Regions from separate parts of the Mus musculus genome. Here region 2 is linked to region 1. Evidence: chromatin loops called from intact Hi-C (ENCODE). Cell type or tissue: gastrocnemius. All regions are shown on one strand. Links, peaks and the distances in the headings refer to the core of each region. The heading gives the core; the rest is flanking DNA.

Region 1 (16,142 bases), core at 3,178-11,177:
AAGTCAGGCATGGTGGCACCCTCTTGTAATTTAACCTCGGCGCTATCAGAACAGAGGAAAGAGGAACTTGCTGGTGTTCGGTGAGCCTCAGGTTCCAGTGAGAGATCTTGTCTCAGAACACATGGGTAGAAAGAGACCAAAGAGCGACACGAGGTCATGCATATAAAAATGAACAGCTGAGACTATATAGGGGTCTCCATACACTGTAGAGTACTCATGACAATTGGGGCACCTTCAGCTTTGAGAGAGGTATGTTCCAATGAGCCACGGAGGTGAATTCCTGAAGTCAGAGACTTTCCCTTCCCGTTACAACACTGTCTGTGAGTTCTGACAAGGTGGAGCGGTCTCCCAGAGGAGGCACTGACATCGAGGCAAAGGAGGCTGCTAGTGGGACAAGTGGGTGTTTTACTGTGTAACTGACAATTCCCTGAGGAAACTGATCAGCAGGAAGCCACATGAAGATTTTATTTGTAAGAACTCGGAAACCTGGGGCACCTTCTGAATCATGGCATCTCACATCACCGTCCTTCCATACAGTCTATACCCCTTTATTGGTTGTTTATCTCTCTGCTTTCATGGTTTTTAGTTCACTGCTTTTTAGTTCACTGCTCACCCTGAACTGTTAAGTTAGCTGCAGTACCAGGTGCTGCCAGCAGGTGACGCTGTCCAGCCATAGTCTACATCCCTATGGCGCACATCTAGTGTGTTATCTGCAGAAGTTGAGAGAAGCCATAGTGAATGACAGAGGGCATTTAGTTATTAGTTCTGAAGCTAGTAAATATCAGATGAAGAAACCCAAGGAATTCACTGTGGCCTTATAGCTACCAAGGCTTCTAGCGCAGTGTCCTCTCCAGACCTAGTCTTTCCTGGTGTTTTCTAGAGGAGCTTGGTCAATTGAGTATGCACAAGGAAAATGAAGAGACAGTGTAGGACCAGTGAGCATGGAGCCAGTCTGCGAGATAACAAATGTTGTTACACTGTGACGAGAAAGCTCACGAGGTTCAGAACGAGCTGTTTGCCTCTGGGCTGTTTCCAGTTTCACCTCTGATGCTAATATCCCTATTGTGGTGTGCCACACTGACTACGCCATTACTCCATGACGGCCAGGCAGCATCAGTGTTTGCACAGTTCTTGCCCAGGCTCAGTGACTTGCAGTCCAGCAGAAGCTCTGTCTGTCTCTGAGCCAAGTGGAAGCAGAGGAGGACTCGTCTAGGCTTGGAATGGAGTTGCTGTGGATTGGGACACCCTGATCTGAACTGCCCTCGCTTGTACAGGCACTCAAGAGAACAAAGATGGTTGTTAGTTGGTACCAGGCACCTCTGTGACTCCACCTTTATCTTTCTGGGTATCCTAGGGCAAATCACAGGTCGGGGGTGAAGGAAGGACCACTTTTCCCAGCTCACGTTCACAAGGTTCACAATCTTTGTGGATGATGTCGTATGTGTAAGGCCACAGCAAACAACAGGCACTAAAGATAGAAGGAGTTAGTTCTTTGAAACTTGAAGGCCTTCAACATAACTTGCTACTGCCTTTCTCTGGCTATGTAATATCTATAAACATATCTATAAACATATGTCAAGAACACGAAAACAACAACCACATGGGTGACTCCTTTTTGGAATTTTCTGGAAATGTCTGGGCTTTTCTTAGTCTTTGAAAGGCCCTGTCTCATAGAGAAGACATCAAGGCAAAGCTGACATCATCAGGTTTTAGTGACCTCTGTTCCCCATTGCGTGGTCACGTTACACCTCTTTGTGGATTCCCATTCTAAGACCCCCTTGGCTTATGTGATTAGGCTCTTTGGAATTATATTTCTGGCTCCCAATCTCCCATTCTTATGATAGAATCTGTCTTAGGCAAAACCACAGGCAGGGAGCTTACAAGGACCAGAGGACCTCACTTGTAAATCTGAAGCCAGCCATGGTATGTGGAGCTCAGTGTTTGCTCTCTTCTCTGAGACATTCATGGTCAGGTTTTCGTTTTTTGTTTGTTTGTTTGAGCCATGGCAGGCACACACATTAGGTTTAGATTTTCTCCTGTGTACAGCTTGTCTCCCTCCTGGAGACAGCTTGAGACTCAGTCCAGAGATCTGCAAGAGGCTACCATAGAGGCTACCATGGGATGCCTAGAGAGATCCCGTCCCCTGAGCTCTGTGTTCTTTCCCTCTGTTAGTGAATTTCAGTGACTTTCGCCAGTCACCTCTACCCATCTGCCTTCCTGGCAGATCACATACAATGTCGTAGTGAAGCCTCTCAGGTGACAGTTTATCCATTCTCTAGTTTTGCTTACTTCCTATTGCTGGGACAAAAAGACCCCAATAAAAGCAACTGATGAGAGAAAGTGCTTATTCTGGCTGGTAGTACAGACACAACCCAGAGGGCTTCATCTCCTGATAGTTCTATAACCTCTCTCAAACATCTCCACCACTTGGAGATCAAATGGTCAGGCATGTGAGCCTGTGGGGACATGCACATTTGGGCCACCACACAGGTGGCCTGGTCAACTTGTCTAAGTTTGTCCTATCTAGAGCCAGAGACTCCGGGGCACAAGGACCATTTGTCATCAGCCTCTAAGTGTCTCCTGTATTCCGGTTTGGCAAGAACCTCAGAGTGATGAGCAGGTGACTGCATCCCACTGGAGCCTCAGAGCTCACCTGGCCCCTCCTTTTCTCGTCTGCATACCTGAGGAGTATGGGGAGCAGTGGGCATCTGGAGAGAAGTGGAGTTGGTCGCCTCTCACCCAGATTCAGCCTGGAGGACTGATGCTGTACCTCCCACCCCGCCCCATCCAAGGCACAGCACACACTGGCATCCATCTGTTAACTCGATTTTCAATCCTTGCATGTTCTGATGATCACTGTCCACTTTCTTAGAGTCCAGGCTTGGCAGACAGAGACACACCTCAATACCCATGAGTTTCCACAGCCAGAGAGGAAGCTAGTGTTTGCCACCAGGGGACAGAAGAGCTGGCTCCGCAGGCTTTGGCTTCAGCTGACTGGGAAGCTGCTGACAAGATGGAGCTCAGCCAATTCGGGAACATGGGACAGAACTAACAGGAGAGAAATCGGGGGGGGGGGCTCAGCACACATCACTCAGGGTCACAAGGGTGGCACATGAGAGTCGGCAGGATGGGTGCCATACTCCTCAGGTATGCAGACGAGAAAAAGAGGGGCCAGGTGAGCTCTGAGGCTCCTGTAGGATGCAGTCACCTGCTCAGTTGTCAGTTGTTCAGTTGTCAAGACACCAGCTCAGAGAGAGAATGAATCACACCCATTGGAACTCCTAAGGATGCACAGGTGCCCTAGCCATTAGAATGTGTGTTTCCACAACACTGGGCTAGCCAAGCAATCTAGGAATTGAAGAATGAAGGCACACGGGGGTTTCAGATCTGTCATTGGACCAAGTCCCTGCCTGCCTGCCTGTCTGTCTGCAATAGAATGCTCAGTTCATGGACTTTAAGCATGGAGATGTAAACTATCTAAAGTATACACTGTGGAAGGAGCCCCTGTCTCCAGCAGTAGCAGATGCTCTTCCTGGCCTACTGCTGGGGTAAAAATACCATCTTTAGGATGAGCCGGTACGAGTAAAGTTGGAGTTCAGTAAATACAGAAGGGAAGTCTGGGACTTGTTAAGGGGAGCAGGGCGGGCAGGAAGGGGATTGCAACACTTGGGATGTAAATAAATAAAAATCCATTAAAAAGAAGACAATCCATGCTTGTTTAAGCATGGGCATGGAGAGACACACAGCCAAGGAAAGGACAGAAGGACATTTGAGGAAATGAGGGCTTTTCAAGAGTGGAGTCATGGGGATTCTGGATAGTCCCCTTAATGAGCAAACTTAATGGGATGGGGGTTATTTGTGAGTTAAAACCGGGTGGGAGGTAACAAGTGTGGATTTCCCCAGAACAGGGTTCACCTCTTGTTGTCCTTCTACGGGGCTTTCCAGATGTGTCGTGGCATCAGAGGAATAATGGGAAAAGCAGTCTTACAAGCCCAGTGGTGGATGGGGCCATTACAGAGAAGCCAAGGATGTCAGTAGGCATATGTAGTCAGCCATGTTGGTCCCAGCGGGGCTTGGGTGGCCGTGTTCTTCACAGCATCCTGATAGCAGACAGCTCTGGGCTTTACCTTCTCTTTAAGCAACAAGTAGTCGGCCTTTCTCCACATGCCTATGCAGCCTGTCTCAAACTCCCCTACCTTTGGTTGAAGAGCTTAAAGACATCGCCTTTTGTAGCTTGCTTTGAGATATTGATAAGTCTCTTTACTTCTCTGAGCTTCGGTTTCTTCTTTTGTGGAAGGGCAGGGGTGGGTTGATTTGGAAACTGGAGATTTCCAATACCTTGGGGTTTAGTTTGCTATTATTTTCCTCCACCCAAGACACTCAGAGCCTAGAAGAGAGAGCTAGGAGCTTCAGTAGCTGTAAGCCTTCTTCTGATCCTGTGCTGGGAATCAAACACGGGTCCTCTACAAGAGCCAGGCATGGTCTTACGCTCTGAGCCCTCTCCAGGCCCACATTTACTCTTGTTAGCAGCACCAATCCATTTCAGAGTGGCCCAAAGAAAAGCAACCAATGAATACATCTATAACGAGAGATTCATGTTGGGCTCAGGTACCTATGATTTCATAGGCCCCAGTCTGCCAGGCAGCCCAAAGGCTGCAGACTCTGGCTGGAGTTAGTGTGGACTCTTGCGGCCCCAAAGCTTCTCCCAGTGGGCATGTTCAAACTTTTGGCTTGTCAACGTGGCATTCACACACATGAGAAATAGGCAATCAAGTTATAAGACTAATTTCAAAACTCATCATATTTTAAGTAAGCTTCTGCCCTTAAATATTTGTTATTGTTGATACTAATGTGTCATTGTGGCTTCATTTGCACTTTTCTAATGATCAGTGCAATGATACTGATCACGGATGCACTGATCATTCCCTAGGGTATAATGATATTGAACATGTTTTTCTGTGTCCGTGGGCCTTGTGTACCTGCTGTAGAGAAATATCTATCCAAGTCCTTTGCCCCTTTGCTGATCTGGCAATTCTGTTGGTAAGAACATTTTGCATTTTAACTCTCTACGAGATAAAGAATTAAAATATGAATTCCTCAAGGGCAAAAAGATATCTTTCAGAGTCTTTTAATTCTGACAAAGTACCTGGAACATATTGGCTCTCCAAGGAACATTCCAGAAAGGCCACAAATAAACTGAAATCATCTCTGTGAAGAGAAAGATGAAACCAAGACCCAGGGAAACCCAGGGACACGGCGAGATCCCAGCCCAAAGAATTGTCTCTGAGGTGAAGGGAGAAAACACAGGGATCTAACAGGAACTGGTTAAGAAGACGAGGCAAATTCCACTCTAAACACCACCCGAAAGAGACACTGTGAGGGCCAGGCCATGGCAGTCAGAAGGCCACGTGGACCCATCTGGAAGATGGCTTGCTCAGGACCAACAGACAGACTCTGGGCATCTGAAAGGCCTTTAAGGATAAAAGTAAGCAGAGCATGCCTCATGCTACCTCTGTTGCCAAGAGATCCCTTCTGAAGAGGGAGGGAAAACTGCAGGCCCCAGGGATCTCTCTATACTTGGTGGACCAGTAGAACCTAGAAGGACCAAATCCTTAGCCTGGACAGATATGATGCAAGGGGAACCCCTTTTCCTGAGATGATTGTAGTTTATGTATGGCTCGTGGAGATGCAAACAGGAATTTGAGTGAGAGGCCACTTCTTGCCTGGGGTGTTATGAAGATGATAAAGAAGGCAGAGGCCTCGGCCAGAGCCCAGCCCCTCCTTGTGTTCAGGAGAGGTCGTCTCCCACTGTGCCTGTGAGACACTGCCCTGCCCCCCCCCCCCCAAGGCAGCAGAAGTGAGGGGTCAGGGCAGCTTGCTTCTGCTTCTACTTTAGTAGAAAACCTTTTCCAGGTACGAATTCAAGAACATTCCAGTGGGGTCCAGCTTCTCGCGGATGTCACAGAACTTGTGAAAGGCGGGGTACATTTTCTCAAAGTCCTTCCTGGTGCAATTGTGGGCCTGTGGACACAATCAGCAGCATCGGGCTTTGTCCTCACAGAACTATGTCAAGCAAGGCTGCACTGATCCTGAGCCTGCACTGACACTGCCCCGCCCTCCCCCTCCCCCGACAAAAAGAAGGGGGTCTTGAAGATAACGCTAAAAGGCCTTAAAATGCACCCCATGATAGCATGGAGGCCCCAGCTTCGGTCCCACCACTACACAGGCCTTCCTTAACTGTTTTATTTGTTAAGTGGGCACACTGATGTTTACCTTACCCTGCTCGCTAGCTCCATGGGAAAATCTAATAAAGTGAAAGAAATCTCTAGGATGATTCCCAAGGGATCTGGGCTTCAGGGGCCAGAGTGCAGGAAAGGCATATTCTGGTGCCCTTTCACTAAGAAGCTGGGAGGATTCCTCAGAGTTAATAGGGAGGAGCGCCCTCTTGTGGACATAAGGTGCACAGCAGTTGCCCCGTGGCTATGGGGAAATGTCTGAATGTTTTTACCTTTGCCCAGTGGGGCCTGCCTCCAAACTTCTTCATGATGGTCTCATAGGCCAGCCAGTAATCCAACCGAGGCACATCCTTCCCATAGGGCCTAAAGTAGAGAGGAAGAAGGTGGCTATCCGGCTCTGTCCCATGATGTGCCTCCACTGTCTCAGGTGCCTTCTCTTTGACCTGCCCCTAATCTGGCAGGTGACTGGAGATTAAGCTGGCTCTCCCTGCAGATCAGCCCAGCCAGGACAGATGCCTGCTCACTGCACATCCCTAAGGGTTCCCCGAGACGTTGTCCCCTCTTGTATTCATCAGTTGGTATCTGGACATTACTGTGAGTTTAATCTTGGCCAAAGACTGACCAAGGGTAATGGAGCTGAAAAATTCCTCTTGTCCAGGTTATCGCTTTACACAGGTTAGCCACCATCATATACAATAGATATAATGTATCGCACACCACAATCATATACAATAGATACAATGTATCGCATCCCACCATCATATACAATAGATACAATGTATTGCATCCCACCATCATATACAATAGATACAATGTATCACATGCCACCATCATATATACAATAGATACAATGTATTGTACAGGCATGCAGCCTAGGACAAGCAGGGGGGTGCTGTGCAGGGTGATGTTTATTGTTATAAAATTGTTAATGGTGTGTTTGCCAGAATATTTCCTCATTGCAAGCAACTCTCGACTGTCACACAATACCCACACACTGTTCATACATACAGTATTCATATAATAGACACACAATGCACAAATTTGAAATATCATACTTTTACACAATACTTAATACTTAAATGCAACACACACAATAGTTACACATCTAGTATTCACACACAATACACACATACATAATGTGCATGAAATATGCACAGCACCCCCCCATACTAGTCACATACCATGCTCACACATATCACACACATATGGTACTTTGGCCAGTGCTGTGGAATCCCCAGATGACTTTATCCATGTCTAGAAAGCAAGGCTGTGTAACCTAATGAAGCTCTCCAGTTGGTCTCTTGCCCGGCTACTCAGCCCCATGGTGACTGATCTCCAAAGCTGACGTCAGCGCTAACACTTCAAACGCATTCAGATGCATCCCGTGGCATCCCTCACTTCTGCATTTGCGTTTGAGGATTGAGAAGCTGAGACACACAGACAGCTGACACACAAGCTTTACCATAGCTACATCCTCCATGAACGAGACGACAGTTCCTTCAGTGAGTCTTTCAGAAAAGTGTTTGTGACTCTTTGAGGCCCCCTAAAAACTGAATTCAGCTGTCCCTGGCTTTGCAAGGATTTGAGGCCTTACACATGGGGGAAGAACACCCTAGAAAGATCAAGGTGGCCACTATTTTTTTTTCAAAGCCAGAGAAGGCCTGAGTCTCGTGGCGGTGTGAAGCAAGACTGGAGGTGGTGTGGGTGGTAGATGAGGGATACATCTTAGCAAGAAACCAGAAAAGACTAATTCCCTCAGGCACCTCCTGCAGGCTAAAAAGAGAGAAAAGAAGGCCAGCCACAAGCTTGGGTTCAGTCCCTGGAACTGACAAGTACCCCTATGCAGGCAGGAACCCAACATCAGGTACCCGCCTCTCTTCTGTTGAACTTAAACTAGCCTCGGAATCCATCCCAACATAGCCTGGCTTCCAGGCCAGCAGAGATCTTACTGGGGTGGGCACCTGAGTGAGAATATATTGCTCATTTTGTTATATAATCCTCATAAATAATAAATATTCCTCACTGGTATTAATTCACTCTTGATGCTAGAATATAGCGATATAGCCTAGCCTATAAGTGGTATACGTCACAAGACTCTATAGGAGGGAGCATTCTAAGAACTCAAAGGAGTGAGATGTCAGTGTAATCTGCCAATAGAGAAAGTGGCCTCGCCAGGCGTGGTGGCACACGCCTTTAATCCCAGCACTTGGGAGGCAGAGGCAGGTGGATTTCTGAGTCCGAGGCTAGCCTGGTCTACAAAGTGAGTTCCAGGACAGCCAGAGCTACACAGAGAAACCCTGTCTCGAAAAACCAAGACAGAGAGAGAGAGAGAGAGAGAGAGAGAGAGAGAGAGAGAGAGAGAGAAAGAGAAGGTGGCCTCAGAAGATGGCACTGGAAGGTTAGAGAAGTAGAGGAATCCCTTTGCACTCGAGGGCTCCTTACACCCCACACCCTGCAGAGAGCTTTCACCTGTACATAATGATGTTCATGTAGCAGCTGTCCCTCTGGAAGCACGGGCTCAGCAGGATGTCATCACCTCGGGTGAAGCGCACCTCCACGGGGTAGTGGGCTACCACCTTGGGGTGGGCCTCCAGCATGGCCTTTAGCTCCAGCAGGGCCTCCTTGGTCTTCTCCCTGCCCTCCGCCCAGGAGAGACTTCAGAGTAAGAAGGGACTACCGCAATCCTCCTCCTCCATGGCTTTATATAGGGGACCTGGGCCTGAGCTGGGATGCTCATGGCCCAGCTCTAGAGGAAACCGTTTTTTCATGGTATGTCTGGGGGAGCGCACTATCTGGGGAAGGTCTTACATGGGGATGGCCCCTATCTGGGGATAGGCCTATCTTGGGAAGGTCTTACCTGGGCATGGCCCTATCTAGGGTAGGTCTTTTTTTTTTTTTTTTTTTTTTTTTTTTTTTTTTTTTTGAGACAGGGTTTCTCTGTATAGCCCTGGCTGTCCTGGAACTCACTTTGTAGACCAGGCTGGACTCAAACTCAGAAATCCGCCTGCCTCTGCCTCCTGAGTGCTGGGATTAAAGGCGTGCGCCACCACGCCCGGCAAGGGTAGGTCTTACCTGGGGATAGTCCTATCTGGGGGTGCTCCTACCTGGGGGTACCCCTACCTGGGGATGGCCCAGTCTTGGACATGCTGCTTGAAGCGACACTCGTAGGAGAAGATCTTGTGGCTGAGGTTGCTGCTCTCCTTCTTGCAGTTGAACAGCAGCCAGAAGAAGAAGCGGTTGATCCAGCCCACGAGGCGTGGCAGGTAGGTGCTGCAGGTGACAGGGTAGGGGGGTTAGGGGGCCCAGCATTTACCGTGTCAGCTGTGTGTGCACAGGCCCTCACTCCTCGTCTCCTAGCAGCCTTGTTGTATCCAGGCTGGGCCAGTGTGGTGTTGGTCCAGGTAGGAACAGTGCCTTCCACCCCCTGCTTTATCTCACCTTTCACCTACCAACGGCCCTTAAGACTCTGCTCAGTGTCTTGTCACTTCACGACACACAGTAACAAATGTCCATATTTCAAGCCTTACTGGCTAGCTAGGGCAAGGGTGAGTCGAATTTTAATTTTAGCGGATGCCTGCCAGGTTTAGCTCCAAAAAGAATGTTCCATTCACTCTCCTTCTGTGATGGTTTGTATATGCTCAGCCCAGGGAGTGGCGCTATTAGAAGGTGTTGCCTTTTTGAAGTAGGCGTGGCACTATGGATGTGGGCGCTAAGATCCTCATCCTAGCTGCCTGGAGGTCAATATTCTGCTAGCATGGTGGTCTGTGCTCAGTAGTAAAACCCTAACTAAGAAAGAAGTTGGTACCGGGCCCAGGGTATTGCTGTGACAGGCCTGACCATGATTTTGTTTGGAAGAATGTGGATTTGGGGATTTTGGATTTGGAAAGCCATGAAATGTTTTAAGTGGGGCTTAATGGGCTATCCCAGTAGGAATATGGAAGACTTTGTTGCTGTGAGTGATTTCAGCTGTGCAGACCTGGCCCAAGAGGGTTCAGTGGAGAAGGATGTCAGTATGTGGCCTAGAGACTGTTTTTGTAGTATTTTGGTGAAGAACATGGCTGCTTTTTGCCCTTGTCTGTAAGTCTACCTGAGGCTAAGGTGAAGAGACGCCAATTAATTGCGCTGACAAAGGAAGTCTCAAAAAAGCCCAGCAGAGACTTGTTCTCTGGTTAAGTCTCATGGAGAGAGTTGTGAACAAGCATAGCAAGCTGAGAAAGGGAAAGTATAAAATATATGGTTTAAATATTAAAGGGAAACCAGAGAATAGAATAGAGCTGAAATCTATGTTCTAGGAGATAGCAGATTAAGGGAGTAGGGCTTTGGGGCAAGATCCTACCCAAATAAATTTAGATCCAGGCATGGTGGTACACACCTTTATTCCCTGGAGACAAAGACAAACAGATCTCTGAGTTCAAGGCCAGCCTAGAACAGAGCAAGAAAAATTTAAATCTAGGCTTGGTGGACCACACCTTTAATCCCAGTATTTAGGAGACAGGCATGCAGATCTGAGTTGAAAGTCAGTCTGCAGAACAAGTTCCAGAACAGCCAAGCTTAGGCAGTGAAGGAGTTGGAAAACAGAAAGCTGGTGATAATGTAATAGAACAAGGGAGCCATGTTCCAGCCCCAGCAAGCAGCAGAACTCAGCAGCTTTGGCCATGTGGCTCTGGCTTTAGAGTCCAGAATAGAAGGGATTACTAAGACAGTTGATGCTGGTTAGCTGGAGCTATGAAATCAGTGGTGATTAAGAAGAGACCAGCATCATTGAGGTGAAATCTGGGATGTGTTTTCTGAGAGCACAAAAAAACTGTGTTCCAGAGACATAGTCAAGGTTGTACCTCATGCTGCAGCTGTACTTGGTAATGGGTAAGAGTCACCCAGGTGGTACTGGTTTTGAAGGTCATGAAGAACAACTGAGGCCTGGCACTGTGAGAGGCCATGGAAGGCCATGGGTGAAGGTGCAGCCTGTTACAGTTGATGGCCCGTGACTGAAGGGGTCATGTAAAGGAGTTGAGGCTTGGCACCATGAAGAAAGCCTATGAGAGGCTACTGGTGAAGCCTAGCTGCAGAGGAAGACTCCAATATATAAGATATGCCAGTACCACGAAGATACGGGATGACCAGGAAGAAGAGCAGCAGCAGTAGAGTGGATCAACCTGAGCTTAGTGCTACAGAGGGCAGAGCTGGAGAAGTGACACCAGCCCTTTGGAGGATCTCAGATCATGTGTGGATCCCAGACATTGAAACAAGAAGCTGTAACATTGAAGTTGCCTTGGAGACCCCAAGATGTTCAAGATGCCAGAGCTCTGGGCTATCTGCTGAGGAAAGCTGCTAACGGGGAGTGGAACCAGCCCATGAGAAAGAAGTTTGTTGCAATCAACAAAGATGAAAAAGGAGTTGGAGATCTGAAGACATCAAACATGGAGATGCAGAGTTTGGAGTTTTCCCAGCTGGTTTTCTGACTTGCTTTGGGACTTACAGCTAAGTGATTGAATGAATTTCAGAAGAGACTTTTAACTTTTAACACTGTTGAGACTACTATAGACTATGGAACTTTTGAAGTTGGACTAAACCTATTTTGCATTATGCTATGTTTAGGTATGGCCCCCATAGACTCATATGTTTGGACAAGCCTATGGAGCCAGGGAGTGGAAAGTGATGGTTTGTATCTGCTCTGCCCAGGGAGAAGCACTATTTAAAGGTGTGGCCCTGTTCAAGTAGGTGTGGCCTCTTCGGAGTAGGCATGGCACTGTGGGTGTGAGCTTTAAGACCTTCATCCTCGCTACCTGGGAGCCAGTATTCTGCTAGCAGCCTTTAGATGAAGATGTAGAACTTTCAGCTCCTCCTGTACCATGCCTGCCTGGATGCTGCCATGTTCCCACCTTGATGATAATGGACTGAACCTCTGAACCTGTAAGTCAGCCCCAATTAAATCTTGTCCTTAGAAGAGTTACCTTGGTCATGGTGTCTCTTCACAACAGTAAAACCCTAACTAAGACACCTTCTACACCTTGGAAGCCTTGATTCAATGCTGCCAAGAATAAGCAGCTAAAAGGGGCCAGTGTAAAAAGGGTCTTCCTGTTAATTGGAAGAAAATAATTTTTAGAGTGTGTGTTAATTTCAGTTTTGTATGTTTAGCTTTAATAAATAAAGTGTTGGGGTTTTTTTTTTTTTTCTAAAAAAAAGGAGGGGCAGTGTCCTGGGAAGGTCTTGGGTTAGACTCTTGTCTTTAGAAACAATGCTGAGAGCTCCTTAGGGAACTTTTAGAGAGATCAGTGCTTCTTGGGCCAAGATACAGCTGCCTCCTAGCTTTTGGCTCTCAAAAGTTCACCATGCCATTGTTTTTAATTTTTATTTATTTATTTATCTATTTTTGAGACAGGGTTTCTCTGTATAGCCCTGGCTGTCCTGGAACTCACTTTGTGGACCAGGCTGGCCTCTAACTCAGAAATCTGCCTGCCTCTGCCTCCCGAGTGCTGGGATTAAAGGCATGTGTCACCACTCCCGACTCGCCATTGTTTTTAAAATCTACACACACACACAACATACACACACACACACACACGAATACACACATTCCACACATATACATAGAAACACGCACAGACATACATGTATGCATATCTGTGCATACACATAGACACACAAGAAAATGCACAGACACATATACACAAGCATGCAGAGACATTCATACACATACATGCACATACATACACATACATCTACACACACACAGAAGTAGGTACAGGATCTTTTTTTCTTTATGAAAACCCTAATTGTTCATTGTGGACTTGCTGCAATGCCAAGAACATAGTTAGCATTGCCCCAGGGTGGTGCAGGGTGGTCCCAGCACCTGTCACACCTGCCTGGAAGGGACAAAGTCGTGTGCTATGTATCCAACATTCCTGTGTCCTCTATAGCTGGCCTGGAAAGCAATAAGAGGAAGGCTTCTGGAAGGGGACCATAGCGGCAGCAACATCAAATTCCTCAAGGCAGGATCCCTGTCTCCCCATCTCCTTACATCAGGAAGACAACCCAGAACAAAGTACCTGGATGACCAAGCTTCAAGTGACTCCCTGTCAATCACAACGTCCCTCCCACTTCCAACAGCATGCCATGGAATGAATCTACTGCCTCAGAACCACTGGGATACTTGCTCTGACAGTGACTAACAGGTCAGCCTTAGTTGCTCAAAGCCATCTAGTCTGTGTCTGCTATTCACTCTTGGGCTGACACCTCCTCCTCTCAGAGATAGCCAGTGATATGGTTTGGGTGTGGTGTTCCTCTCCAAAGTCCATGTGTTAGGAGCTTCATCCTTGGGTCTAGGGAGATAGCTCAGGCAATAATAAAAATGCTTTCTGGGTTAGAATGAAGGTCTAAGTTTCAACTCTCCAGAACCCATGTAGAAAGAAAAAAAGCCAGGATAGCAGTGTTTGCCTGTAACCCTGTGCTGAGAAGGTAGAGTCAAGTATATCCTGGGGTTTGTTGGCCAGAGAGTCTAGTCAAATTGATAAGCACCGTGAGACTGTCTTAAAATCTGAGGAGGAAAATGATGGGGAGAAAATGGATGCCTGGTGTTGACAGCACACCCTGGTGTGTGCTCACACATATACACACAAACACACACATGCACACACATATACACACATGCACATACACATACCCATATTCACATCACACACACATGCATACATATATACACATGTACACACATATCCATATATACATGCACATATGTATGTATATACACATGCACAGGTATACATATACACACACATATATACATACACACACATACACACATACACACATACACACACACACACACACACACACACACACACACACACACACACACAGAGGCTTAGTTTTTAGCAGGTGCTACTTGAGAAGTAATTAGCTCATGAGATGGGTGCTACCCTTATCAGCATCAGCAGGTTGATGTGCCGTCAGTGATGTCATAGTTGTGTGGCCTAACAGGAGGTAGGGCTTGGTTGGAGGAATTAGGTCAGTGTCCAAATGTGTCTGAATGTCTACCTATCCTTAGACCTTTCCTTTCTCTCTGCTCCCTTCCTGTTGTGAGGTGATCAGTCCCTCGCCACTGTGCCTTCACCATCATGAGTCTCTGCCTCAGTTCCATGGCAGAGGCATCAGTGACTGTGGATGGAACCTCTGAACTTGTGAGCCAAAATGCCCTTTTTGCCCTTTAAAATAACTCTCATGTGTTTGTCTCAGCAATGCAAAAACTAACATTAGAGTCTATCCACCCATCCACCAAACCACCCACCTGCCAAACCACCCACCTACCAAACCACCCATCCACCAGACCACCCATCCACCAGACCACCCATCCACCACCGGACCACCCACCTACCAGACCACCCATCCACCAGACCACCCATCTACCACCGGACCACCCACCTACCAGACCACCCATCCACCAAACCACCCATCCACCAAACCACCCACCTGCCAAACCACCCACCTACCAAACCACCCATCCACCACCAGACCACCCACCTACCAAACCACCCATCCACCAGACCACCCACCCACCCACCCACCAGACCACCCATCCACCAGACCACCCATCCACCAAACCACCCACCCACTTTCCTACCTCTCCTCCTCCTGACTTATGTGGATTCACCCACATCCACGCACACATCCCCCTTGCCTCTCCCAGTCCACTAGCTCACAGCCCCAAGGCTGCCTTATTAAAAATGCTCCTTCAAATTCTTCTAATGATTTTCCTTGCTTAGAATGAACCCTAAGTTCTTCAGGTGATTCTGATATGCAGTCAGGGATAGACCCAGGAGATAGTCCCAATTTGCAGTTGTAAAGGCAGGACTCTTCTGATGGCCTGTATCCTCCACAGCACACAGGAGAGGGGACAGAGGTCTTGTGGCATTCCTACCTGGTCCAGAGCAAGAATTCCAGGAGGTAGAACCCAATGGCATAGTCCCAAAACCAGTTAGATGCAGAGGAGGGCTCCTGGGAGGGATGGTGTATCATGAGTTAGAGACCTGGGGCTCAACGGCCTGCTGACTTGTTTATGATGATGTCTGACTAGAAGACATGTCTCAGGAGTGACTTCACGTTAGAGCAGGAGGGAGAAAAGTGAGATGACCCACCTACCAGGACAATCTGGAAGCCTTATTTCTTCATAGTGGAGCTAATTTCCACTATGTGGGTCCCAGGAACTTAACTTAGGTCATCAAGCTTAGCAGTAGATCTCTTTTCTTTTCCAGGTGAGCTATCTTTCTGACCTTTATTTATTTTTTCACAAGACAAAGATGCCATCTGTCCCTCCTTCTGAGATCCTATGGTCTAGATGTCCATCAGCCACCCTTCGGAAACCCAACAGTCATCCTACAACAGTCACTCTCAACCTTTCCAATGCTGTGACCCTTTTATACAGTTCCTCATGTTGTGGTAACCCCAACAACAAAATGATTTCTGTTGCTACTTCACCACTGTAATCGTGTGGACAGTCCCATTCCCCCGGGGCCGTCAGGACAACAAATGTCAGCTACCCTGGGATGGGGAGTGTGTGCAGGCTATGGGTGCTGTGGGGATGGAGAGTGTGTGCTAGTGATGGGTAGTCCCCTGCTCCAGCACACTGGGCAAGGTCGGGGCTGCACTGTAGCTACCTTGTTGGTGTGATCTTGGTAGATGATGCTGACGTTCTCACTGTGAGGAAACCAGAGGAAGCGGAAGTACTCAGACTTCTTCAGGTGGCTGTCCAGGTTGTCAAGGACCTGGCAGAAGAGGAGAGGGGAGAAGGAGAGATGACGGTCAACTTAATTTGACTGAGAAACACCAGGTTAGTGAAGCCCACTTGGGTGGGTCTGCAGGCATGTCTCCAGAGATGATTACATCTTGAGGGCTCTGATCTCATGAGCAAGC
Region 2 (16,142 bases), core at 39-8,038, 390 kb before region 1:
CACTGACACCCGGGGTGTTGACATACCTTTTTTTTTTTTTTTTTTTTTTTTTTTTTTAAGTTATGGAAGAATTGAGGGCAGGAGACAAGAGGTATGTTTAAACAGTCCTGGGTTAAGATGTGGTCTGGTTGATCATTATCTCAGTTCTGGTTTTCAAGGTGGTCAAAGTCTTTATCGCTGCATCCCTTCCGGAGATCCATTTAGCTCCTACAAGGTGAGATCATTCAGTGCTCCAAGGTGCAGCCCTGACGAATAATAGTCCTTATATAGGCAGGAGTCTAGCCTTTGAGACTTTGTTTTCTCTGGACTCAAGGTGACTTGTAGGTTTAGGACGATTAATCTTTGTACCTTCAGCCAAAATAAAGGAGACAGGCACAAAATGAAGACAGATACCAGACCTTTATCTTGCACTTAGTTGCTTGTCTAAGTGCCTATTTCAAGAATCTTGGAAGTGAGTAGCCCTTGTGTGGGGACTTGGGAGCTCAGATACACCACACATAGAGATGGGATAGAAATCCCACATACCATGAACATTAAACCTTCAGTGTGATAACGCTAAGTTCTGATTTCCCTAAAAGACAGCAAACAAGAAGCAAGTATCAGTTTGATCTTTCAGGCTTTGCAGCCTAGAGGATTCCTGGGTCTCTGATTTTTCTTGATGACAATCTTGAAAACACTAGGTGAGACACCATGTACAAAATTTTGCAACATCTGGAGATGGGACTTGGAATAACTTTTTCTTGAAACCCTTCCATGACCTCCTTTGTGTATGGACCAAAGATTAAGAATCCTTGATATTAATAAAGAATGGAAGGTGTGATGTTTCAAGTTTCTTATTACCCAGTAGAGTTGAGGTAGCTCTGACTTGGTTGTCACCACTACACTGAAACTGTCCTGGTCAAGACTTTGAGATTTTTCAGTGTACCAAATTATCTTAATACCACCCTCTTGTCAACAAAACTAACTTCCCTGAAAATATTTTTTTAGATAAGGGCCCCCCACTCTAGAATTTTCAATCATTATTATTATTTCAGTCTCTTATAGATATCTCTGTCTCACTTCAAGCTAATAATGGTCTTATTGATCCTGTCTCTTTCTAGCGATTCTGGAGTTCCATGGTCTTTAAATATCATCTTTCTACTCTCAGATTTATAGTTCAACCTCCGCTTCTTCCCTATTTGACATCTCGGTAGATTTTGATGTCGAATGTGTATCTCGGAATCAACACATAAGACAGAAATCCTCTGTGGCCCTGTGCTGGTTGGTCTTATGTCAACTTGACACATAGACGAGAGCTATCTGGAGGGAGGGTAACTCAATTGAGAAAAGACAGTCATAAAATCTGAGTGTAAGGCATTTTCTTAAGTAGAGATTGAAGTCGGAGGGCCCAGTCCATTGTGGGAGGTGCCTTCTGGGGATGGGGATGGTCCTGGGTTCTATAAGAAAGCAGGCTGAACAAGCCAGGGGCTTCTACATCAGCTCCTGCCTCCAGGTTCCTTCTCTGAGTTTCTGCTCTGGCTTCCTTCAGTAATGAACTATGATGTGGAAGCCAAATAAGCCCTTTCCTCTCCAAGTTTCTATTGGTCATGGTGTTTTGTCTCAGTGACAGAAAAAAAAAAAATACTGCCAAAGCAGACTACAATGTCATCAAAGTTTGGGAACCACTAAGTAAGGCAAGAGATTAAGGTGTCTCAAATCAGGATGGAAAGCCATGGAAGTGCTAAGACTTGTTCAGATTCTGAAATTTTTTTTTTTATGATTTCCACAAATCTTCCACTCAGTGTGGGAAAAACAAAAGAGACCTTGACACTCAGTATGAGATCTCAGCTTTTGGATTAAGGAAGGGGAATAATGTAGTTGTTGTTATCTGATATGAAGTGTGTGTGTGTGGGGGGGGCTGGCTTTGGATCTGATGAGTGGCAAACTGTGAGAGGTGTGCTTGAGGTCCCAGTTGAGAGCTTTAGGTGTATGGTGGAGTTTAAAGTTGTGAAACAGGGTAAAAGAAGTAAAGAATCTCCCATGATTATCAGATCAGAGACAAGACTAATAACTAGCAAGAAAACTGGCCAGACATCTGGGGTGTGGGGAGAAAACCAGCAGAGAGTGGGAGACCTAGAAGCCAAGAGAAATATGTTAAGAAGCAGAGAGTTATCAACTGTGTCACATACTGTAGATGAGTCAAGGAAGATGAAGATTGTATTGATCAGGAGCCTTGGGAGACCTTGATGAGAACAGTTTGGGGGAAGAAGAAGAGACCCAGCTCCATTGGAGTAGGTTTATGTAATCACCAATCTTGGTTATCAACTTGACACAGTTGGAAGAAATTCAACTGAAGAATTGTTTCTATCATATTGGCCTGTGGGGCATTTTCTTGATTGCTAACTGATGGAGGGGGACCTAGCTCGACTGCATGGTACCATCTCTAAGCAGATGGGCCTGGCTGTATAAGAAAGATAACTGACTATGAACCTGGGAGCAAGCCAGTCGACAGCATCCCTTCGCTGTTTCTACTTTACTTCCTGCTTGAACTCCTGCCCTGACTTTTCTCAATTCTGGACTGTGGTCTAAAAGTGTAAGCCAAAGAAACCCTTTCCTCCTGAAGTTGCTTTTTGGATAGGATTTTTATTGCAGCCACAGAACACAAACTAGGATAGTTCATAAAAGGTACATAGGAGAAGGTTGGGTGAGTTCAGATAATTTTGAGGAGATTTGTCATAAGGAAGGACAGATAAATGGGGCGGTAGCTGGTAAAGGGTCCGAGGACGAGGGTGTGATTCAAAATGGCAGTGGCTTTGCATATGGATCCAGTGGAGAGGGGAGGGGAGGTGTGGTGGATTAAGAAGAGGAAGTGTTCTGTTTGATTATGTGAAGAGGCTCATGGGATCTGATGCAGAAGAGAAGACGAGTTATCTTTTGACGGACACTTGGACGGTTCGTCTATAAACATGCTGGAGTGCGGAACAGTGACTGGGTAGGGCACGGTGGTGCTATATGCAAATTCTCTCATTGGCTTTGATACTGTCTTAGTCAGGGTTTCTATTCCTGCACAAACATCATGACCAAGAAACAAGTTGGGGAGGAAAGGGTTTATTCGGCTTACACTTCCATACTGCTGTTCATCACCAAGGAAGCCAGGACTGGAACTCAAGCAGGTCAGGAAGCAGGAGCTGATGCAGAGGCCATGGAGGGATGTTCTTTACTGGCTTGCTTGCCTCACCTGGCTTGCTCAGCCTGCTCTCTTATAGAACCAAGATTACCAGCCCAGAGATGGTCCCACCCACAAGGGGCCTTTCCCCTTTGGTCACTAATTGAGAAAATGCCTTACAGTTGGATCTCATGGAGGCATTTCCTCAACTGAAGCTCCTTTCTCTGTGATAACTCCAGCTGTGTCAAGTTGACACAAAACTAGCCAGTACAGATACTTTCATTGAGTTCCGTGGGAATCCATCCTGGCAGAGTGACCAGACTTCTAATCAACCTGATATTAGTGTCCATGTACAGTTTCAGGTGCTAAGGCTGCCATAAAGAACCCAGGTATCAGCTGGGCAGTGGTGGCCCATGCCTTTAATCCCAGAACTCGGGAGGCAGAGGCAGGCGGATTTCTGAGTTCGAGGCCAGCCTGGTCTACAAAGTGAGTTCCAGGACAGCCAGGGCTACACAGAGAAACCCTGTCTCGAAAAACAAAACAAAACAAACAGAAGCCAGGCATCTTTAACAGTTCCCAGCCTACTTTAAAGTGATTTAATAGCACTTCTGAATATAGTTAGCCGTTGTGGCTTGAAAATCGCCAGGAGAGGGCAGGCTAAGCATGTATTGTATGACTGTATGTGGTGATCTTGTGATATTCATGTTGATTGTCTCTGTTTTGAAATTTATATTGGCAAAAGTATAAAAAGAAAGTGCAAAACATGTAAGGGGGAAGGTCTCTGAAATTCATATTTCTATTTCAGTATCTTGCTTATGTAGGGAAGACCCGTTTTGTTAAAAATTCAAAGCAATTTTTGAGATACTGTAAATATTTATCTTTAATTCTGCCCACATTTTAATTTTGTTATTTTCTGACTACACACACACACCTAGAGTCCCTGAGCATTGTGTAGTAATGATCAAATTGATGGCCAGAAATAACAGTCTGCAGCTGGAGGTTGAAATAATTCACTTTCCCCTGTACTCGGTTTGATCAACAGAGTAGCCAATCTTTGTAAGGAAGGAGGTTTTATTTTCTGCTCTCTGCTACTGGGTGGCACTCTAAAAACATTTGTTTTTTGGGTTTTTTTTAATGTAAGGATTTTTGTAAGTTCAACACCAGGCTTGGCTACGTACTGAGACCCTGTCTTAAAAGAAAACAGATACATTAAAAAAAATAAATAAATAACAATAAAAAAACAGGCTGGAGAGATGACTCAGCAATTAGGAACTCCAGCTGTTCTTCCAGAGGTTCTGCTTTCAATTCTCAGCAACCACATGGTGGCTCACAACCATCTGTAATGAGTTCTGATGCCCTCTTCTGGCATGCAAGTATACATGCAGATAGAGTACACGTATACATAAAATAAATAAATCGTTTAATAGTTATTTTTTTTTAAGATATAAAGTTTAATTTTCCAAAAGAGTTATTTGAACCTGACTTTCTACTTTTTTTTTTTTTAATCCAAATCCAAATCCAAATGGAATGTATTTGGGGGTAACATTGAGTTTGTGTCTTCCACCTCCCTCATGCACATTTGGGTATCTGGGAACCAGCCCTTGGTTTCTCCTGCCCGGCATCCATCTGGATAGCAGCTATCCTCAGAGGAAGTGCATCCGTCATGGCAGGATGCTGAAAACTGTTTAGGAAGGAAAAACGGTCCAGTCCTGCCTGATTGTGGGAAGACAGCGGTGTGTGTGTGTGTGTGTGTGTGTGTGTGTGTGTGTGTGTGCACAGTCCTCAGTTCACGTGTGATTGAAGTTTAAATGAAAATAAAACGTAGAATAGCTGCATATTGGGGGAGGAGGCTGGGGCAAATAACCTTCTGTGGTTAGTTTCACTTCCGCTGTGTTTGTAAGTGTGGCTTTGTGAATGTGACCACTAAGGGCCCTATCCAGCTAGTCTTTGATGTCTGCACCAGCGGTGTGTAGATGTGGCTCTGCTCACTTCTGGAACTGAAGCAAACACTGTTTGGGATTTTGGGGGGGACCTTTTGCTTTTCGTGCTCTGTTCAACAACATTTGGTAAGTTGTTTCTCTTATGTATTTTGTACTATGGCTTGTGGAATTTCTTTTTTTTAAATAATAGAGGCTTAAAATGAATAGTTTTAGATATACAGCAAACTTGAGAAAATAGTTTCTGTAGCCTTTGGTTATACTGGAGTGGTAGGTTAGTTATGAGTGAGTCCATATGACTGCATCGGTGCTAAGTAGTGTCTGTGTCTCAGTGAAATGGTGGTTCCGAGTGTATATCCAGGGTCCCGGATCTACTATAGGATCCTATCCAGGATACCATATTACACTTGGCTGTTCTGCCTCTATAGGTTCTTCCTGGCTGTCACCTGCGACCTTTCTTGTTTTTGATGGTATTGACAATCTGGAAGGCTTTTGGCCTGGAACTTTGTAGGATTCTCCGCTATTGGCATTTTTTTTTCTGGTATTTTTTTCCTTCTTAGATTAGAATTAGGGGTTAGGGGAGGAAGACCACAGAGCTGAAGTCATTCTTGTCACACCTCAGGGAGAATAAACAACAGCTCCTGGAGCTGGTGCTGCTGGCCTGCCCTGGATCTCCTGGCTGCCGGGTGGTACTGGGAAATTCCTCCCTCCCCTCTGGCTTCCATACTGTAGTCCCCTGGAGGAAGCCGGCACACAGAAAGGGCCCACGGAGTGGGGAGCTGTGCTTCTGCCTGTGAGGATGGGGTAGCCATATAAATACTGGAATTCTGTATGGGAGACTCGTCTCTCCTCTATGGGCTGACTTTAGAGAGTGAGTTACAGGTTTCTTGTTTCCCACCTTGTTGAGGCAGGGTGTGTTGTTTCTTTTGCTGTTTTCCAGGTAGCCTGGGAGCTTCCAGCTGATTCTCCTGTCTCCGCCTCCTGCCTCAGCAAGCAAGCCAGAATGAGGGACATCCTCCTGCTCACCCTTGACATGTGTCCCGAGGGTGGGGCTGTTGTCAGGCTTGTGCAGAAAAGCACTGTTACCTACTGAGCCCTTAGCCCAAGAGGAGTTAGTACTTAAGAAAAAATGAATTTCCCCTTCCTGCTTGTCTTAGGCAGGGTTTCTATTCCTGCACAAACATCATGACCAAGAAGCAAGTTGGGGAGGAAAGGGTTTATTCAGTTTACACTTCCACGCTGCTATGCATCACCAAGGGAAGTCAGGACTGGAACTCAAGCAGGTCAGGAAGCAGGAGCTGATGCAGAGGCCATGGAGGGATGTTCTTTACTGGCTTGCTCAGCCTGCTCTCATATAGAACCAAGACTACCAGCCCAGAGATGGTCCCACCCACAAGGGGCCCTTCCCCCTTGATCACTAATTGAGAAAATGCCTTACAGTTGGATATCATGGAGGCATTTCCTCAAATGACATTCCTTTCTCTGTGATAACTCCGGCTGTGTCAAGTTGACACAAAACTAGCCAGTACACTGCTTGTGTGAGTGAGTTTTAGGGCCATGTAAGTACCAATATACTAAAATATTACAGAATAAATATTATTTTGATTTTTTTAAAAAATGAAACATCATTTTAGGCAAGCCAAAATCATTCCTCCCAAAATAAAAACAGTTATTTCAGGAATTGTTGATTTCACATGGGTGCATGAAAAGAAAAATGCTACATCTCATTGCTGTGACAAACTTGGGAGTGGGGGGGGGGAAAGGTTAAATTTTGTTTCATCAGAACTAGATAATATCTATTTACTTACTCACTTATTCACCTAGGTGGAAAGTTGACAAAAAAACACATTACTGCATGCCCTCTCTGCCTCTGGCGGGTACCTAACATTGGACACACTGGCTGATTGGTTAAATGGTAACCACCTCTTTTCCTTCAGGAATCTGAAGGCTTGGCTTGAGAGCTTTTGTAGAATAATTGCTCTTGACCTTGCTGTGAAGTGACGATTACCTTACTGTGCGACTCTGGACAAGTTCCTTGCCCTCTCTATTCTTCAGAGTCCATATCCATAAAATAAGAAACCTGACGTTCCTTCTTTAATTCAACTCTCCATAGCTGTTCACTGGGAGGGATGTTGAGTTTGTATCACCTTCCTTACTGTCCTTTTATACAGCCATAAGCAAAGACAAGCGAAAGATAGGGAGGCTGAAAGAGGCACGAATAACTGTCAGAAGTCAGTTACTTTAACAGAAAATCAGCACTGGGCACCCGTCCCCGGGCTAGCATAACCCACAGAGCATCACATAAAGATGCTATTCTTGGGCTCAGAGCATGCAAATGTAAATAAGCCCTAAAAGCAAAACTAGAAGGCTGATCGTGCAACTGAAACGCAAGCAAAATAACCCGAGCGTGAAGAAGCTCTCTGGTCTGCACAGTCTACAGGTGAACTGCTTTGTGTTGGTTCTTTTTTTCCCACCATACTCCACCATTATTACCTCCCTTTGCAGGGAAGCAGATTCTGGTGTGGGTCTCTTTAAGACTTGGCCCTGGGGCTGTCTTAACTGCACTGCTCCATAGCTTGGGAGCCCTCATCACTGTTAAGCTGCTGGTGACATTTCAAAATGAGGATGCTCATCTCTTCAGCATCTGTTACACCAGGGAACACACCTTGACTTATGGATGGGAGGCCCGAGGTGGCTCAGAATGACAAGGTGACTTGTGAGAAGTCCCACCGCTCCACAGCTCTGTGGTTGGTAGCAGAATGAGAAGCAAAATGGCCTTTGCCACTAGAGCGGTCAGTTCCATACTGACCGTCTTGCCCCTTGGAGGTTTCTGTTGATTGTCTTCATGGAGGATTCCTGTCCACTTTATAGCGTCTCAGTTTGCCAACCAAATTGCCCTTCTACACAGTCTTTGGATTTGGCACGAAGAATCTGAAACCTGAATTCCTATAACTCCAAGGAATTCCCATTTATTTCCATGTGTCAGTCAGCGGTCACAAGTTCCTTGTGTACTGGAACTGTGATGGTTTTTGGTGAGAGGCTCATGATTTGGTGTCTGCTTTTGATGCAGCTAAACTCAGTCTAACCCTGCACAGATCTGTGCCAACAGACCATTCTGGACATCATGTACTGTTGTTGTAGTAAATGAAGTCAGTTGAACTTACCCCTGACCCTGAATGAAGCCCAAACCACTGCTTGTGTTCCAGACTCCAGTGAGCATGCTTGCGTCTTCCCTAAACTGTGTGTACTTTTTAAAATGTGCTTTAATCTACATCGCTCTGAAGCCAAAGAGCCTTAGCCCCAAGACGACTCTCAGAGCATCTTCAAATCCAAGAGTCTGAGAAGTGTTTGTGTAGCCCAACGTCAGTAAGGCAATAGTGCTTTTGCTCACTGGTCAATTGTTCTTTGGGTTTTGTTTGGACTCATTATTCCTTCTGCCCCTGGAATTTGAATTCTAGAATACAGATTGGTCCTGGCAAACTACAGATTTTTGTCCAACAGTGGGACCATACATTTTCTTTGGTCTCCAGTGTCCATAGTGGGGACATGATGGCTAATGTTCTCTGTGATGATGGCTCACCAAGTCACTATTCTATAGAAAATAGCAAAGTTCTCTGTGACTTCCTCATTTTATGGCTGAAGTCACTGACAGGCTTTACTTAGAGTGGCCATATGTGGTTTAGTTTTTGTAATGGTGATTTTTTAAATTATTTATTTATTTATTATATGTAAGTACACTGTAGTGTGTCTTCAGACACTCCAGAAGATAGCATCAGATTTCGTTATGGATGGTTGTGAGCCACCATGTGGCTGCTGGGATTTGAAGTCAGGACCTTCGGAAGAACAGTCGGCGCTCTTAACCACTGAGCCAGCTCACCAGCCCCAGTAATGGTGATTTTAAAATTATTTATTTATTGTACTAGCTGATTTTGTGTGTCAACCTGACATAGCTGGAGTTATCACTGAGAAAGGAGCTTCAGCTGGGGAAATGCATCCATGAGATCCAGCTGTGGAGCATTTTCTCAATTTGTGATCAAGGGTGGGAAGACCCATTGTGGGTGGGACCATCTCTGGGCTGGTAGTCTTGGTTCTATAAGAGAGCAGGCTGAGCAAGCCAGTAAAGAACATCCCTCCATGGCCTCTGCATCAGCTCCTGCTTCCTGACCTGCTTGAGTTCCAATCCGGACTTCCTTTGGTGATGAACAGCAGTGTGAAACTCTAAGCTGAATAAACCCTTTCCTCCCCCAACTTGCTTCTTGGTCATGATGCTTTGCACAGGAATAGAAACCATAAGACTATTTATTTATTTATTTATTGGTGTTTTGCCTGTGCACTGTGTGTGTGACTGTTATGCACAAAGATCAGAAGAGGGCACTGGATCCTGTAGAACCAGAGTTATGGATAGCCATGAGCCACTATGTGGGTGCTGAGAATTGAGCCTGGATCCTCTGCAAGAATGCTCTTAACGGCTGAGCCATCTCTCCAGCCTCAAGTATTTCAAGTTAGAAGTCTCTCGTGAAATGTGACTCTGAGCATTTCCTCTTCCAGAATTTCTGCTAAGCACTTCAAATAAGAACCTAGAATCTTGGCATTTGCAGATGCCTTAAGGTTTATCTTGTCCATTACCAAACGGTCATACACATACAGACTTCTCGAGTATCAGAAAACCTTGAAGAACTCATAGTTCCATAAGGAGGAGAAAACCTAAATAAACCATGGTTAGTGAGCTGGGCATAGTGCTACATACAAACTTATGAGCTCAGCACTCCAGAGGTTGAGGCAAGAGAGTCATGAGTTGGAGGCCAATCTGGGCTGAAGATGCATAGAAACATGCTGTGGAAAGAAGAAAGAGGAGGAGGGAGGGAAGTAAAGAGAGAAAAGAGGGGTCTTCATAACCAGACCATTTCCAGAACAGTAGGTGCCTGAGAAAGCGATGATTAGCAATTCAGGAACCCTACTGAAGAAAAAAATTCCAAGAACAAAATCTTGAATAAAGCGTTGTAGTTTACAGGGAAGAAAGGCGGCAGGGCTTCCAGTGTGACAGGTTTGTGGAAACTCACCAGAACTCCCTTCCCTGGAGAACCATGGAAGATGCGGGTGGCCAGAGAGTGGACTGCAGGAGATGGACTAGAGAGCCATAGTGCTTCTGACCTTGCACACAATCAGCATCCCACTACATTGAACTAGTACTACATTGAACTAGTATGTGCCAAGCACAAAAGCCATTTACTTGGGTCAGATCTGCAAGCTGAGCTAAGAGTAGATCATTTCAACTGATGAGCTGTGGTTTTAGTTTGGGGGTCGTGTGTAAATAAGGTCCAGTCTGCCTTATTCAGAGTCTGTCTCACTAAGGTCTGTGAGACTAGTGCCCGGGGGGGGGGGGGGGGGAAGATGCAGCAGGAAGGTTTTGCATATTTCAGAAGGGCTGGTAGCTCTGTTTTTGATGTGCACAGCTGAGTGCTTCCCCACAGAAGTCGTGGCTACAGACTCTGGGTAACCCTCCTGTGTTCCTCATACTACCATCTATGTGGGTAGAGAAAGAGGTTCCAGGGCAGCATATCTGCTCTGTGTAGTGTCATCTAGTCTGAGCCTCCCTCCATAGCACCCTGGATCTTCTTCATAGGCATGCCCTGCCTTGTGTACCAGTGACCCAGACACAGGCCAGCTTCTACATATCCTTTGGATGTTTACATACTACTGCCCCCGCCCCCCTGCAGATGCCCCATGCCTTAGGGCTGCATATAACCAACCTCCAGGAAGGCGCCTTCCTGTTGAAGTGCGGTGAGGAAGGTCGTTGACTAAACTACTGCATAGTTCCTTCCATGCTTAGTATCTAGCAACAAAACTCCATCCCTGAGAAATGGCACGGAGATATCCTAGCTTCCAGCTGATGACACTTGCTGGAAATAAATGGCATTGGCATAGGTTCAAGCTCACCTGACTAGGGGCACTGGTCTTGCCCACAACGACCAATGTGTAGAACTTGACACAGCTCTGGTCACCAGACACTTATTCTCACTTCAGAAGGAGTTAAAGACCTCAGGCAATATCAGAGTAAACCTCCCTAGATACATGTGTGTGGCAACCCAATGGTCACATGTTGACCTTTGTCACATGTAATGTGGTGCATTGCGCAGGTTTCAATGAGGCATTGTACAGGTTTCAACGAGAAGCGAGGCTGTTCCTTGTTCCTTGGAACATTGAGATCTAGTGGCAGATGCAAAACACAAGCATATTTATGTATTCTCACTTTAGGAGATTTGTATTTTTGTTCTTGAATGAGTCACCGGGGTCTGTTGTGTAGCCCAGGCTGGCCTCGAACTTTTGATTCTCTTGCTTCTCTTTCAAGTTGTGGAATTGATACTCCTCCTGGTTGCTTTTTGTACTTTAAATGTACACATGTTTCCTCTTTGTTCTTTGATTTTTCAGGCTGGTTTTCCTAAGCTGGCAAAAGGAGCAACGGAGGAAGCCAGACATGGAAGAAATGGAGGCATTGGTGGGTGTGGTACCACACTCAGGTAACACCCCTGAAATGACCTTAAGTAGGACCTGGCTACTGTTGTCGGGCAAAGGCTGAAACTCCATCCACAGCTGTCATCCCTGGCTCTTTTAGTTGGATGCTATTTTCTAACAAGTTAGGAAGAACTGGATGCCAATCTTAAAAAACAACAAAGCAGTCTATTCATAATGAAGTGGCCTATTCAACTATCAATTATGTATGGGAGGGTTCCTACCGTAAAAATAAGGTTTCTAGAACATGGATTTGGACTCTATGAAATCCAAGGAGGTGAGGTGAGACCCTTGGAATAGTAGCAGGTGGCTTTTCTTAGAAGGAGAGAGACAGGCCTATGAAGTGTCTCATTGAATGATGAGTCCCTTTGGAGTCAGTGCAGGCAAAGAGCCTCCCTCAGTGGCCTGGTGGAAGGTCTCTTGGGCCACAGCAAGTACCTCTTTGAGGAAGCCTTGGGAAGGAAGCTCCCAGGTACAGGAATAGGGATGTATTAAATCATCCTTGTTTTCAGAACTGAAAAGGGAAATGTTACTCACCACTATGGAAACAACTCCCTTAGGGGAAATGAAATCAACACTTCTGAACTATATGGGTAGCACCCATCACCTGAAGCCTGCCTGCATACATAAAAAGAGCTACAACTTCCAGGTCCCTTGGTCTGAGCTCAGAACCAAGGCGGGGACCCTTTGCTTTAGCAATGATCCAAATTGACCGTAGAGCTGCATTGGTTGGGGACCGGTTTTCAATAGTGACACCTCCTGCTTCTCTCCACCCCTCTTGATAACAAGAAATATGGTCCAAGTTCAGGCCAGTTCATTCCAGCCACCGTTTAATAATACCTACTCATGGTATAAATCCAAGATGGACTATTTTATCCTTTCCAAGTAGTTTTTCATTTTGGGAACTGAGAAAAGAATTGTAAACCTGTTATTTTATCTAAATTCTTACCCCAAGCTTCTGCTCGCATCAGATTAACCGCTGAATAATACAAAGTTGAAGTAAGAGCTCTAGATAGATGGGTTTGCTCCTTGTTTTGTGCATATGGCTAAGAGACTGTGTGAACGTTGTTCACACAAGAGTCCCTGAGTTACAAAATAGACACCCATTTATGCTATTTCATAGATGACCATGCATGAATCCTGACATTTTGAGCTGCTTCCTGCATGTGTTTGGCATGCAGCTGGCCCAGGCCTTAGAGTAGCATACTCTTTTCTTCTCTGCCTCTTCCTCTCTGGCTGAAGCCACAGAGCCAGCAAACACTTCATATTTAGTTCTAATTCGGTTCTGAAGTTGAGCCAGGATGGATTTCTCCAGTTGAGATCAATCATTTTCTGGGATGGAAAGATCCAGGGAACAAGCTTTTTCATCCGTGACAGCAGACGCGTGAGGTGTCAGCCCTTTAAGCTTTGGCACGTATGTGGCTCTGCACTGGAATCTTCTATGGTGTGTGAGCTGGCTCCAGAAGGCAGCAGAATCTGTGTTAGAAGAAGCAAGACTGAAGAGGTGGTGGGATCGTGTATGTGTGCGCGCATGATGTTTGAGAGACCCACATCTGGAGCCCAGTGATGTACTCTGGGACTTCTGCGTAGGCTGCTACCCTGGGTTCCCACTGAAATGCCTCATTAATTCATCAAAGAACAGGACCTTCTTAGGCCACACTAAGCCTCATACCCTCTTTACAGGAGCTCGGAGTAGCACCTCTTGGGACCGGCTATTCCAGTTCATTCCAAGGCGTTTCCCCTGGTAAACAGCAAACAAGCACTGGGTTAGGATAATTTCTAGCACTTTTGCCTCAGAAACCAATCCATTAGCTCCTTCTATCCAGGCAGCACCAAGAAGGTATATTTATAAACCTAAAGTACAGCTTTCCTTGAGTTTATGGCTCCGGCCAGCCTTTCATCTCATAATCAAGTCATCATGTAAGCAAATGACTGCTGCAGACTTCAAAGATCTACTGCTCCTGATTTTGATTTTTGTCTTGCTTAAGGAAGTAACTGCTAATGTCAGTGAAGAAGCATAAGGCAGGGGTGGTTTCCCCAATTTAATCTCCAAGAAGCATTCTATCTATCTATCTATCTATCTATCTATCTATCTATCTATCTATCTATCTATCTTCCTACCTATCCATCCATCCATCTGCATCCTGACCACAGGTAATTTCCCCTCTCTCCTCTCCTACCAGTCTCTCTTCCATATCCCCCTAACTCCCACCCCATCCACCCTTCCTTTGTTCCTCTATAGAAAAGGGCAGGCCTTCCATGGATATCAGCCAGCCATGGTATATCAACTTGCAGTAAGATTAGGCACCTCTTCTCCTATTAATGATAGACAAGGCAACCCAGTAGGAGGAAAGGCAAGCAGCAGAGTCAGAGACAACCCCTTGTTAGGAGTCCCACAAGAAGATCAAGCTACACAAATGTAACATATGGGCAGAGGGCATAGGTCAGCCCATGCAGGCTCCCTGGTTGGTATTTCAGTCTCTGTGAGCCTCTTTGAGTCCAGGTTAGTTTTCTTGTGGTATCCTTGACCCCTCTGGATCCTGCAATCTTTATTAATTCTGTGTGTGTGTGTGTGTGTGTGTGTGGTATTTCTGAGAACATGCAAATAGAAGTTTGTACCTAGAGAGTGATGTTGAAACCAGATGCACGGTGGTTAACATTGATTCTCAACTTGACAAGACCCAGAATCACCTAGGAGACCAGCCTATGAGCATGTCTATGAGGGAGTTCCTGTAGTGGGCTAATTGGGGTGGGAAGTCCCATTCTGAATGTGGGTGGCACCATTCCCTAGGTTGGGGTCCTGGACTGAATAAAATGGCAAAAGTGAGCTGTGCCCCGGTATACATTACTCCTTGCTTCCTGACCACAGATACAATAAGATCATGTGCCTTGCACAGATAATACAAAAGTCACTGATATAAAGCGCAACCAGTACAAGGACCTGAGAATTAGGTCCTAAATTGGGACAACCCCCCAGAGCTGCTTCCAAACGTGCTAACAGACAGGTGGAAATGACTGGGGTGTTCTGAGGCATTTTGATTGTGTGCATTGGCAAAGCAGAGGCAAAGATCCTTGGCCCACCCTCAACCTGTAATTCTGTATATTCTGTTTATCCCTAGCTGACTGCGATCTGTTTAAAGAACCTGTTAGGAAAAGACGCAGGTTGCATCGAGACCGGCAATTCCAGGCCTTTCCTTCTGCAGAGCAAAGTGCTCTTAAGGAATGTGAGTGTTGTGAAATGCTGGTATGGCCCATGGGATAGCATGACTCTGTCTGTTAGGAACGTGTGAAGATGCTCAGAGGGAAAGATGTTCAATTCTGAAGGCCAGGAGACATCTCTGCATGTATTTGCTCCATAGAGTCTCTACAGACTTCTGTAATTTGGCTGTTCATCTCCAGGCTGCTCTGAGGAGGAGGGGTGTTATCAAAATAGCCTTTTCCTAATGAAAAGACGACAGATGTTTAGCTAGGTGCCTTGGTGGGTGTTTATACAGCATCTGCAGAAGGGAATGATCTAGAAGGGCTAAAGTCCATGGCAGCACATAAGTTCTGTGGTAAGCGGGCACAGCATGCGCTGGTCTGTAGACGTGGTCAGCTCTGACACAGTGAGTGCCTAGCTCCAGTGGAGGACACCTTGTTCTCTGATTTAATTAGCTTCTCCTTCCACTGAGCTATCCCCCTTCCATGCAGTATTCGGCGGCTTCCTTTGGAGAGTTGGTACTTTTACTCTACCAGGTACGTCCCAGACACTCCATTTCTGTTGATTCCAGATGAAAAACTGGAGTGTCGGACCAGGAGGGTCTTGAGCAACACTTATCAGAAATTGATTCAGTCTGTCTTCCTGGATGACAGCATTCCCAGCGGACTCAAGTATCTCATGTAAGTCTTGGATCTGCACCTTCCTATCTGATGCTACCCTCCTTCCCCAAGAAAAACCAAAAGTGCTTTTAATTAGAAGTAGCATAGAACAATAGGAGGAAAAATCCCTATGGCTGCAGGCTTTCTTTTTAAAACATTGATAGTAGCCATTTGTTGTGTGGTCACTGTTGACAGCTTCTCTACTGTACACTTTACAAACCCACAGTTTCATTTCATCCTCTTAATGCCCCTATAAAGTAGGAGCTAGTGGGATTGTCCCATTTATACTGAAACTGATGCTCAGGGAGGCCAAGTCATCGAGCCAAGTCACACTGTGGATAAGTGGAAAGGCTCCAAACCCAGCCAAACCATGTATTACTGAGTTCATGAACTGTTTATCCTAAAGCCCCTGGGAAAGTCAAGGATGTTGTTGACTTAGCTCATGGCACTCTGGAATGCTCCCCGGACTTCTGCATGAGTTTTGTTAGAGACAAGAATATGCAGCTTCCATGGAGCACAAACATGTCTATGTGAACAGTACAATGTTTATGGAGAACTATCTTTTTTTTTTTTTTTTTTTTTGGCTTTTCGAGACAGGGTTTCTCTGTGTAGCCAGGCTGTCCTGGAACTCACTCCGTAGACCAGGCTGGCCTTGAACTCAGAAATCCACCTGCCTCTGCCTCCCAAGTGCT

What was found. A loop is a pair of places that touch in the nucleus more often than their neighbours do. Peaks named below come from ENCODE experiments on the same cell type or tissue, not always from the same donor. Only the 100,000 strongest peaks of a DNase experiment are listed, where the experiment ranks them.
Region 2: a loop joins it to region 1, with 4 times the contacts of the local background. A loop is called at or near these places in 8 of 42 quality-filtered maps.

Annotation. Positions count from the first base shown.
Region 1 is chr14:65,981,674-65,997,815 of GRCm38, forward strand. Gulo (gulonolactone (L-) oxidase) reads right to left here. Exons shown (of 12, transcript NM_178747.3): 7 at 15,887-15,994; 8 at 15,151-15,227; 9 at 9,357-9,506; 10 at 8,706-8,870; 11 at 6,509-6,599; 12 at 5,114-6,021. The coding sequence ends at 5,893. Among named protein-coding and RNA genes, the nearest start is that of Gulo, 19 kb to the right of the region's middle. In gastrocnemius, for the core only: a CTCF peak has its summit at 6,465 (motif pointing left); a DNase peak (open chromatin) is centred at 6,451.
Region 2 is chr14:65,593,428-65,609,569 of GRCm38, forward strand. Nuggc (nuclear GTPase, germinal center associated) reads left to right here and starts at 11,840. Exons shown (of 19, transcript NM_001195674.2): 1 at 11,840-11,869; 2 at 13,276-13,336; 3 at 14,712-14,816; 4 at 15,363-15,471. The coding sequence starts at 11,840. In gastrocnemius, for the core only: CTCF peaks have their summits at 3,793 (motif pointing right) and 4,511 (motif pointing left); a DNase peak (open chromatin) is centred at 3,789; H3K4me3 peaks cover 225 bases; H3K27ac peaks cover 242 bases.